2 separate regions of the Homo sapiens genome follow, and region 2 is linked to region 1. Evidence: chromatin contacts called from ENCODE Hi-C or POLR2A ChIA-PET data. All regions are on one chromosome and are shown on one strand. Each heading gives the region's core, a stretch centred on a gene start or an enhancer-like site at or near the end of the contact. The rest is flanking DNA. Distances are from core to core; before and after follow the strand shown. Region 1 overlaps SAR1A (secretion associated Ras related GTPase 1A). Region 2 overlaps SGPL1 (sphingosine-1-phosphate lyase 1).

Region 1 (4,641 bases), core at 1,778-4,277:
TGTTCCACCAACTGTCTGAAATGGATAGAATATACAAAATATCAACTTGTATCAGAGTAATCACACATAGTCACTGTATTACTTTTGCAACTTTTGACAAGTCTGAAATTACTTATAAATATTTAATTTCCTACATACTTTCACTCCATTGAATAAAGGATGCAAAAATGACTTCATAACTAGATATATGATACCGTATACCTGGTCAAGATGAAAAAAATGGTATAAAAGAGATTATCAGGACAACTGACCAAAAAAAAAAGGAAATACAGAGTGGATAAAAATAAAACTTCCTGGATTTGATAACTATTATGATTATATACAAGGAAATATCTTTGTTCTTAGAAAATGGCACTAAAGTATTAAAGAGTAAAGGGGCATGATATGCTCACCAACACTTCATTAAAAACAAGCATTAATATGTATTATATAAAGAAGAGGCACTAAAGTATTAAAGAGTAAAGGGGCATGATATGCTCACAAACAGTTCATAAAAAATAAGCATTAATATGTATTATGTAGGGAGGAGGAGACTAACAAATTTGAGCAAAAGGTATAGAAGAAAATATACTGGCTTAGGGCAAGCCTAGTTAAAATGATGAAATAATTACTCTTGTTGAAGCAATACATATATCTTTTAACATATTTTCCAGTTACAAGGTAAATTACATTAATAAGTAAAAATGTAGTAAAGATTAAAATGGCAAGATGCTGTCCTGCTTTGTAAAAATTTTCAGTCAAGATTTGAGTTGAGTTTGGCTATATCAGGCAAATACTTAAAAGTTCATGAATAGTTATACATTATGGCTAACTTTATCCCAGCTCAATAGGGTAATATTGAAGGGGACTTCTGTGTATTATTTAATGCAACTTTTGACAAGTTTGAAATTACTTAAAAAAATAAATGAATAAAACAACTTCACTAAAGTAATAAGATCCTAATTCTAAAATGTAAGTAATTTAAAAGGTAAAAATGACACACTGCTTTTAAAAGGAGCTGGGAGGCACAAAAAAAATAAGTCAATAAACATGCTTTCCACTGAGTCATCACTTACCTTGCTCGTGCCCACCAAGATCAAAAGTTGTAAAGGTCATTCCAGCAATTGTTAGCTCTTCTGATGCTGAAAAATTGTTTAAAAAGAAGAAAAAAACTTGTCAACTCAACAACCCCCAACTACTAGTACTATAAGCCAATATCAATGCTTTCATCTTGTAAAGAAAAAGATACAAGAAGTTGAGTGTGGTGGTACCCGCCTGTAGTTCCAGCTACTCAGGAGGCTGAGGGCAGGAGGATAATCTGAGCCCAGGATTTTTGAGACCAGCCCAGGCAACGCCCCACTCCCAACAAAGAAAAGGAATACAAGGGTGAAATGTTCTTAAACTATTCTAAAAGCCAAAGGTTTCTTTTCTTCCAAGCTATTTTCCACTTCTTAGAAGTAGGTATAGGAGAGGTGTCCCTTTACAGGACCAGTGACAACAGATAATGACAAAGTTCCAGAGGTTTAGATCTGAAAGTACATAACCTGAGTGTGTCTTACAGGGAACTTTCTCGTATGAGTTGGCTTTTGGGACTTCAGTTAATAAAAGAACTCCACCAACTAGGGATTCATCCTCCACGCCTAACACTGACCTTTAAAGATCAAAAGGTCACCTGATATTTTCAAACCTACTCGGATGTAGTGTTGGAACATGTTGGCCCAATCTGTCATCTTTGAGCATGTGAAGAAGAGTGGTTTTGCCTGCATTATCCAAACCTAAGAATACAAGTTTTCCAGATTTCTTGTACAGTCCTAAAAGAGAAAAAAATTGTTAACACATTTGCTCTCTACAGACCAAAGCCTATTTGTAGTTAAATTACTGAGGGAAAGGCACAAACTTTGAAACCTGTATTTCAAGGAAATGGCTTTACCTAGGAACTGGAGCACACTGCTGAAGCCATTGTAGATCCACTCAAAGATGAAAGACATTATTAATGCTTACTACCTGTATAAAATATGAAAGTAGCAAACATTAGCTTTCTGAATGACAGTACAATTGTGGAGAGGTTAACTCTTGTTCCCTAGCCATGATGCACATTTATAGTCTCTTGTTTTCGGGAATAAGAAAGCAGGCCAGGCATGGTGGCTCACACCTGGAATCCCAGCATTTGGGAAAGCCAAGGCAGGCGGATCACTTGAGCCCAGGAGTTCACAACTGGCCTGGGCAAGAAAGCTGGACTCAATCTCTACAAATAACTAAAAAAATAGCTGGACATAATGACACACACCAAGAGTCCCAGCTACTCAGGAGGGTGAGACAGAAGAATTACTTGAACCCAGGGGTTTGAGGCTGCAGTGAGGCATGACGGTGCCACTGCACTCACTTGGGCAACAGAGGGAGACTCTGATAAAAAAGACAGGACAGGACAGGAGAAAGGAAAGGGAAGGGAAAGGGAAAGGGAAAGGGAAAAGGAAAGGGAAAGGGAAAGGGAAAGGGAAAGGAAAGGAAAGGAAAAGAAAAGAAAAGAGAGGGGAGGGGAGGCGGGGCAGGGGAGGAGGGGGAGGGGAGGAGGGGAAGGGGAGGAGGGGATGGAAGGGGAGGGGAGGAAGCAAAGTAAAGAGAAACTAATATTCTTTCTTGACACAGATTTTGCAATCTGGAGGAGAGTCTAGAATCCTTATATGTGCAAAAATAACTTGTTTCCTAATAGTTTTTGATCTATGATACTCAGAGAACTAGGAGTTAAAAATATAAAGGCATACCTCATTTGATGATACTTTGTGGATCCTGAGGTTTTCTGGTTTTTTTACAAATTGAAGGTTGGAAGCAGCCCTGAGTTGAGTAAGTGTATCAGTACCATCTTCTAACAGCATGTGCTCCCTTCATGTCTCTATGTTACATTTTGGTAATTCTCACACAATATTTCAAACTTTTTCATTATTCTTATATCTGTCATCATGATCTATGATCAGTGATCTTTGGTATTACTAGTATAATTGTTTTGTTGTGCCACAAACCACAACCATAGAAGACAGCAAACTTGACTTCCTCCACAGTCCTGCCCCCACCCCAAGCCTCCCTATTCTCCAAGTGAAAGTAACAGGTCTCTCCCTTGAAAGCAAAAGTTAGAAATGATTAAGCTTAGTGACGAAGACACATCAAAACCTGAGATAAGCCAGAAGCTAGGCCTCTTGCACTCAACAGTTACCCAAATTGCAAATGCAAAGGAAAAGTTCTTGAAGAAAATTAAAAGTGCTACTCCAGCAAACCCATGAACGTCAAGAAAATGAAACAGCCTTATTGCTGATAAAAAATAATAATAAAATAAAAACACGAGGTAAAAAAGCAAGTGCTGATGTAGAAGCTGCAGCAAGATAACTGATGAAGGTGGGTGGCTACACTAAACAACACATTTTCAATGTAGGCAAAACAGCCTTCTATTTGAAAAGCCATCTAGGACTTTCATAGCTAGAGGGGAGATGTCATTGCTTGGCTTCAAAGCTTCAAGGGGCAAGCTGACTCTCTTGTTATGGGCTAATGCAAGGTGACTTTACGTTGAGGCCAATATTCATTTACCATTCTGAAAATCCTAGGACCCATACTCATTTACCATTCTGAAAATCCTAGGACCCATACTCATTTACCATTTTGAAAATCCTAGGGCCCTGAAGAATGACACTAAATCAGTCCAAGTGGAGCAAGTGAGCGAGCAGAGTGGTTGTGTGGTTGCGTCTCGGAAACCAGTAGCACTTGCAGCATGGCTGACCAACTGACTGAGGAGCAGATTGTAGAATTCAAAGAAGTTTTTTCACTATTTGACAAAGATGGTGATGGAACTATAACAACAAAGAAACTAGGAACTGTAATGAGGTCTCAGGCAGAATCCCACAGAAGCAGAGTTACAGGACATGATTAATGAAGTAGATGCTGATGGTAATGGCACAATTGACTTCCCTGAATTTCTGACAATGATGGCAAGAAAAATGAAAGACACAGACAGTGAAGAAGAAATTAGAGAAACATTCTGTGTGTTTGATAAGGATGGCAATGGCTATATTAGTGGTGTAGAACTTCACCATGTGATGACAAACCTTGGAGTGAAGTTAACAGATGAAGAAGTTGATTAAATGATCAGGGAAGCAGATCCTGATGGTGATGGTCAAGTAAACTATGAGTTTGTACAAATGATGACAGCATAATGAAGACCTTGTACAGAATGTGTTAAATTTCTTGCACAAAACTGTTTATTTGCCTTTTGTTTGTAACTTATCTGTAAAAGGCTTCTCCCTACTGTCAAAAAAAAATATGCATGTATGGTAATCAGGACTTCATTCCTCCATGTGTTCTTCCCTTACTGTCATTGCCCTGAAACCTTATTTTAGAAAACTGATGAAGTAACATGTTGCCTGTGGCTTACTCCGGATATATCTAAGCCCTTCTGCACATCTAAACTTAGGTGGAGTTGGTCAAATAAGGGAACATCCGGGTTATGCCTTTTTTTAAAGTAGTTTTCTTTAGGAACTGTCAGCATGGTGTTGAAGTATGGAGTTGTAACTCTGTGTGGACTACGGACAGCCAACAATATGTACTTAAAAGTTGCACTACTGCAGAATGGGTGTATTATCCAGGTACTCCCAGGTACCTCACACACTGTTTTTTCTG
Region 2 (4,399 bases), core at 84-2,583, 670 kb after region 1:
GCATTATAATAGAAGACTATAACAAGGGCTATGGGGGTTATGAACCAGGAACCATGGATGCAAACCAATATATACGTATAACATCACAGAAGCACACTTTCCTGCTCACTTTCAATAGATACCACAAAGTTTGAAACTCTTCCAAGTATTAATTTTAAATTAAATTTACTCAGCTGCTTACTTCAGCTTTTAAAAGTAGGTTCTTGGTAATTTCGAAGATGCACTTTCCAAAGGGTGTTTATATAGTTGAAGGTCAGTCAGAGACCTAGGGATAGGTCCCTGCTTATTCTTTTGAGCAGGCTTACGTGTTGGAAATCTCTAGAGAAATAGCTTTAGTTAGGTTACACTTCTCAGCAAATATTCAGTATTCCTCATCTCTAATAGCAGCATGACTGTTGTAGGGAAGGAATTTCCACAAATGGTTATGAAAAGTCTAAGTGTCTTAACTCCCAGACAAAGATAGAGAATTCTGTTAGTAAGATAAGTATGGGACTGGAGAAGTCAGCTAACCTCTGCCCTTCCCCAATCGTGATATGCTCAGAGAAGTTAAGACTTCTTTCTGTGTGAGAAATACGGGATCTTTTCCACTAGATCTTGCTTATTATCCAAGAAATTATCATTTCTAGTTTTAGAGAATGATGAAACTCATTTGTGCTTTGAAATATAACCTGTATACATGTGCACAGTAAGTCATTTAGCTATTTATTGTCAGACTCTGAGAGTTCATAGCAAACTTAGCAACATTCCATGTGCAAATTTGCATATTTTTCCCCCCATATCTTACCTACTTGCCTTAGGCTGGGAGTCTATTTTCCTACAAAACTGGTAATTGCTCTTATCTCTGTGTCCTTCAGTGTGTTCCTCTGCTTATTGAATTCAGTTTTATGCATTTAGTCTTCTCTCCTAGTATAAGCTGCTCCTGATACTTTTAAATATGTATTTCAGAAGAGAGGTGCTCAGAATTGTTACTTAACAGAATCAGCATCTCCCTTTACTTGATGCCTTGTCCTGACCACAAGTACATTAATAAAGTGACCATTTAGCAGTGTTTCGGGTTCAGCTTTTAGGAACTTAGAAGCTGTGGTTTTCCATGAGTGCACTTCTGATGACTTGGGAACATTTCATATGTGTGTTCTTTCTGTGGCCAAGATGGTTTTGTTATTTCAGGGATGGAAAGATGCTTTGCCTGAATACTCCCATGCTAAGTGTATAGCAGTTGGTGCTTGGGGAATGGTACCAAGTGTACATATCTGGCAAGGCCAGGCTAGAAGGGAAAATGTAGACTCTTAAGCTTTTTGAGACGAACTTCTCAGATACTGGATCTCTTGACTCACATAGTGGAATTTTGGGGGAAGTATGTGGTTTGCTTTTTGTCTCCTAAGAAATGATGATTCAGTTTCCTCAAACGTTTCTCACAGTCACTACTGGTTGCTTGGAATGGCTGTCTGGTTTTGTTGCTCAGTTCTTACTTCTTTAATGACCCAAGAGGATTTTCCCTTTGGGGTTGTGATGTGTTTTTGATGATAAACTTTAATGCTTTTGGAGGCTATAAAGACAATAGTATTTTCTTACCTGTTTACCTTGCACTTTGAAGTTCTGTAGACTGTAATATGAAAGAAAATCAGATTAAATTAGCTTTGCTTTCTGGCTTTTCTTTTTTTGGTGGGGGGGCAGAAGCTGATAAGAATAAATATACTAACTGAGTCTCTTCTGTATTTTAACTTCACTCCCTAGGCTGAGGCTTAGTCCTTAGAGTAACATTTGAACTGGGTAGAACAGATTTTTCTTTTCCTCAACAGCCCATTCCTGCTGTAAAGCTCAGATTTATGGTCCTTCTGGAAAAAGTATTGAGCGTTGAATAGTTCAGGAAAACAAATAACAAATTCTGTCTTCTTTGCAGGATTGTGGGGTAGAAGATTTTGATTTTTATTAGTATCTGGCCAAAGAATAAATATTAGGCAGGAACAATGAATTGATATCTAGTAGAGTGACGTGACTGGGCCCTGACTTTTAACACTTCCCAGGAAAGCTTCGTGGATGTCTTTTCCCTGCTGCGTGAATACCGGGTAGCCATTAAGTTTGGTGATTGGGTGTCAGTAATATGTTAAGTCAGCTACTGGGTCATCTTTTAATAAAAGAAAAGGATGGGGAAGAGAATGGATTCTTAAGCAGTGTTGCCTGTCAGAATCACCGGAGGGAGGTTTACAAAATACACATTCTGTACTCTGACCCTGTGGGTGGGGTATTCTGACCCAAGAAGATGATTCGTTCCAGGAATCATGCTTCTTGGATGATATTGATGTACCCCCACTGGCTTTATGGAAAGAATATTGAAGAAGAAGATAGATTCTCTTGGGGGCTGTGCCTCTAGTTTGAAACCAGGGAAGGCACATTTTGGTATTAGTCTGTGGCCTCAGTTTCTTCATCACTGCAATGAGATTGGACTATAGGTGGTCTCTAAGGTTCCTTCAGACAGTAGCATTTTATGATTTTGAAGACAACTTTTCTGAAGTACTTTTCAAACTAATTTCTTTCCGTCTTTCTTTTGTAAGCAAATAAGTAGTATGAGTGTAAGTCTCTAGCTCAGAGAAGAATGAAGTTTGCAGTTCGAAAAGGCCATGCAATAGCAGTTCACTTCCCCAAAATGCTCAGCCCTTGTAGGATGCCGTTAGGTCATCTGGAAGTTCTGTATGCCTTCACTGGGAGCGTAGTGAAGATGAGAGCCTTTCCTTTGGCTCTTGGAGTAAACTAGCTGACAGGACTTTGAGAACTGTTGGTCTCCTGATTTGTGCCACTGATAGTTTGGCTCTGGAAAACTAGGCAGTGGAAAAAACAATGCATTTTAAACCAGAAGATTTGAGTCCTGGCTCCGCTATTTCCGAGCTTTGTGACCTGTAGGCCTCAATGTCTTCATCTGTGAAGGACAGGTTCAGCTCTGATGGCCTATGATGTGATGAACCTTGTGAACTTGTAGGCAGAGTGCCACGGTGTGCAGAGTCCAGTTACAGATAACCAGCCATTCTCCTCTGCAGATTCAACCCACTGCCACTGTGTCTTGTTAAGCTTAAATAGGAGAGATGTGGGAGAGAGGAGGCAGAAACATCCTAGGATCTTGCAAAACAAAACTGTCAAAAGTATAGGCAATATCATAATTACTTTATTTGAATAAACGTTGAGTTCCTGCTGTGTTGAAGATGCTGTTTTAGGCAGTGTAGGAGATAGAAGACTTATATCCTCCTCCTAATTTGTATTCTTATCAGCACCTGGTACCATAGAGAGTTCATATATTAAAATTATTTGGTTGTTCTCCCTAACCAGAGTTGAATTCTTTCCTTCTAGGACAAATTAACTCATAATGCAATAGGCTAATGCAGTTTGGCCCTGAGTGACTCTTGAGAAATACCCTGAGTTGAGGCACACTGGAAACGTGGCACATTAGAAATGCCAAGAAGAGGCCGGGTGCGGTGGCTCATGCCTGTAATCCCAGCTCTTTGGGAGGCCGAGGCGGGTGGATCACGAGGCAGGAGATCGAGACCATCCTGGCTAACACGGTGAAACCCTGTCTCTACTAAAAATACAAAAAATTAGCTGGGAGTGGTGGCGGGTGCCTGTAGTCCCAGCTACTTGGGAGGCTGAGGCAGGAGAATGGCTTGAACCCGGGAGGTGGAGTTTGCAGTGAACCAAGATTGCACCACTGCACTCCAGCCTGGGTGACAGAGCAAGACTCCGTCTCAAAAAAAAAAAAAAAAAAGAAATGCCAAGAAGACATTGTACAGGAGAATGAAGGGAAACTTTCTGTAGGGAAGTAGCTTTCCCAGAAACTTGACTCTATAATGAAGCTATAGAGATCAGTAAAATCATTAGGGCATTACTGTTTTGAACATTTCCTTGAGTGAATAACAGACTTACACTCAGGGCCCTAGGTCTCTGTTGTGGCCCAGCAAGCTGCATTCAGACAAGGAGGCAGTTTGAGAGGTACGAGTTGTTATGGAAGCCTGAGAAAACTGGTTTGTGTGCACTTCAGTTTTGACCATACAACCTTCACTCACTTAGCACTGTGCAGTAATCCACTGAGCAAAATTGCCACATTTTCCTTGGCAGGGAATCTGTGTGCCTGTGGCAGTTCAGAAATTATTTGTAGAGTGGGTCAGCCTGTCAGCAGGAATGTTTTTCTTTGATCTTCAGCCTGTTTTTCTTTAATGTGAGCAGAACAGTAAAGAGAGAATACATTGGAATATCTTGTTGGTTCCCCTGTTTGGCTTTACCTACAGCTCTTTGGTTTTCTTCTTTTAGGTCATACTTTCCCAATTAGTATGTAGGTATTTATGATGTTTTGAAGCCCAGAGCGATGGTTCCAATATCTTGTGGAATTCAGCTCTGAGTGTGAAGTCCTGACTTT

Evidence for each region. Hi-C counts contacts between places; a loop is a spot of excess contacts on that map. ChIA-PET counts read pairs that join two places held with the same protein, here RNA polymerase II (POLR2A). Pooled maps may share reads with other maps.
Region 2: a loop to region 1 is called in a pooled map, with 2.5 times the contacts of the local background. The contact joins two enhancer-like sites. A Hi-C loop is called at or near these places in 3 of 50 pooled maps. POLR2A ChIA-PET finds 5 or more read pairs at or near these places in 2 of 52 experiments (Panc1 and endothelial cell of umbilical vein).

What each region holds. Positions count from the first base shown.
Region 1 is chr10:70,159,949-70,164,589 of GRCh38, forward strand. SAR1A (secretion associated Ras related GTPase 1A) reads right to left here. Exons shown (of 7, transcript NM_020150.5): 2 at 1,910-1,983; 3 at 1,671-1,790; 4 at 1,056-1,121. The coding sequence starts at 1,967. It also overlaps the pseudogene CALM2P2. Among named protein-coding and RNA genes, the nearest start is that of SAR1A, 8.2 kb to the right of the region's middle. RefSeq lists an enhancer at 4,443-4,522. Within about 2 kb of position 3,028, at least 2 of the 41 ENCODE cell types and tissues checked have a DNase peak (open chromatin) inside an H3K27ac peak, as active enhancers do.
Region 2 is chr10:70,832,003-70,836,401 of GRCh38, forward strand. All of the region lies in intron 2 of SGPL1 (sphingosine-1-phosphate lyase 1), which reads left to right. Among named protein-coding and RNA genes, the nearest start is that of SGPL1, 18 kb to the left of the region's middle. Within about 2 kb of position 1,334, at least 6 of the 41 ENCODE cell types and tissues checked have a DNase peak (open chromatin) inside an H3K27ac peak, as active enhancers do.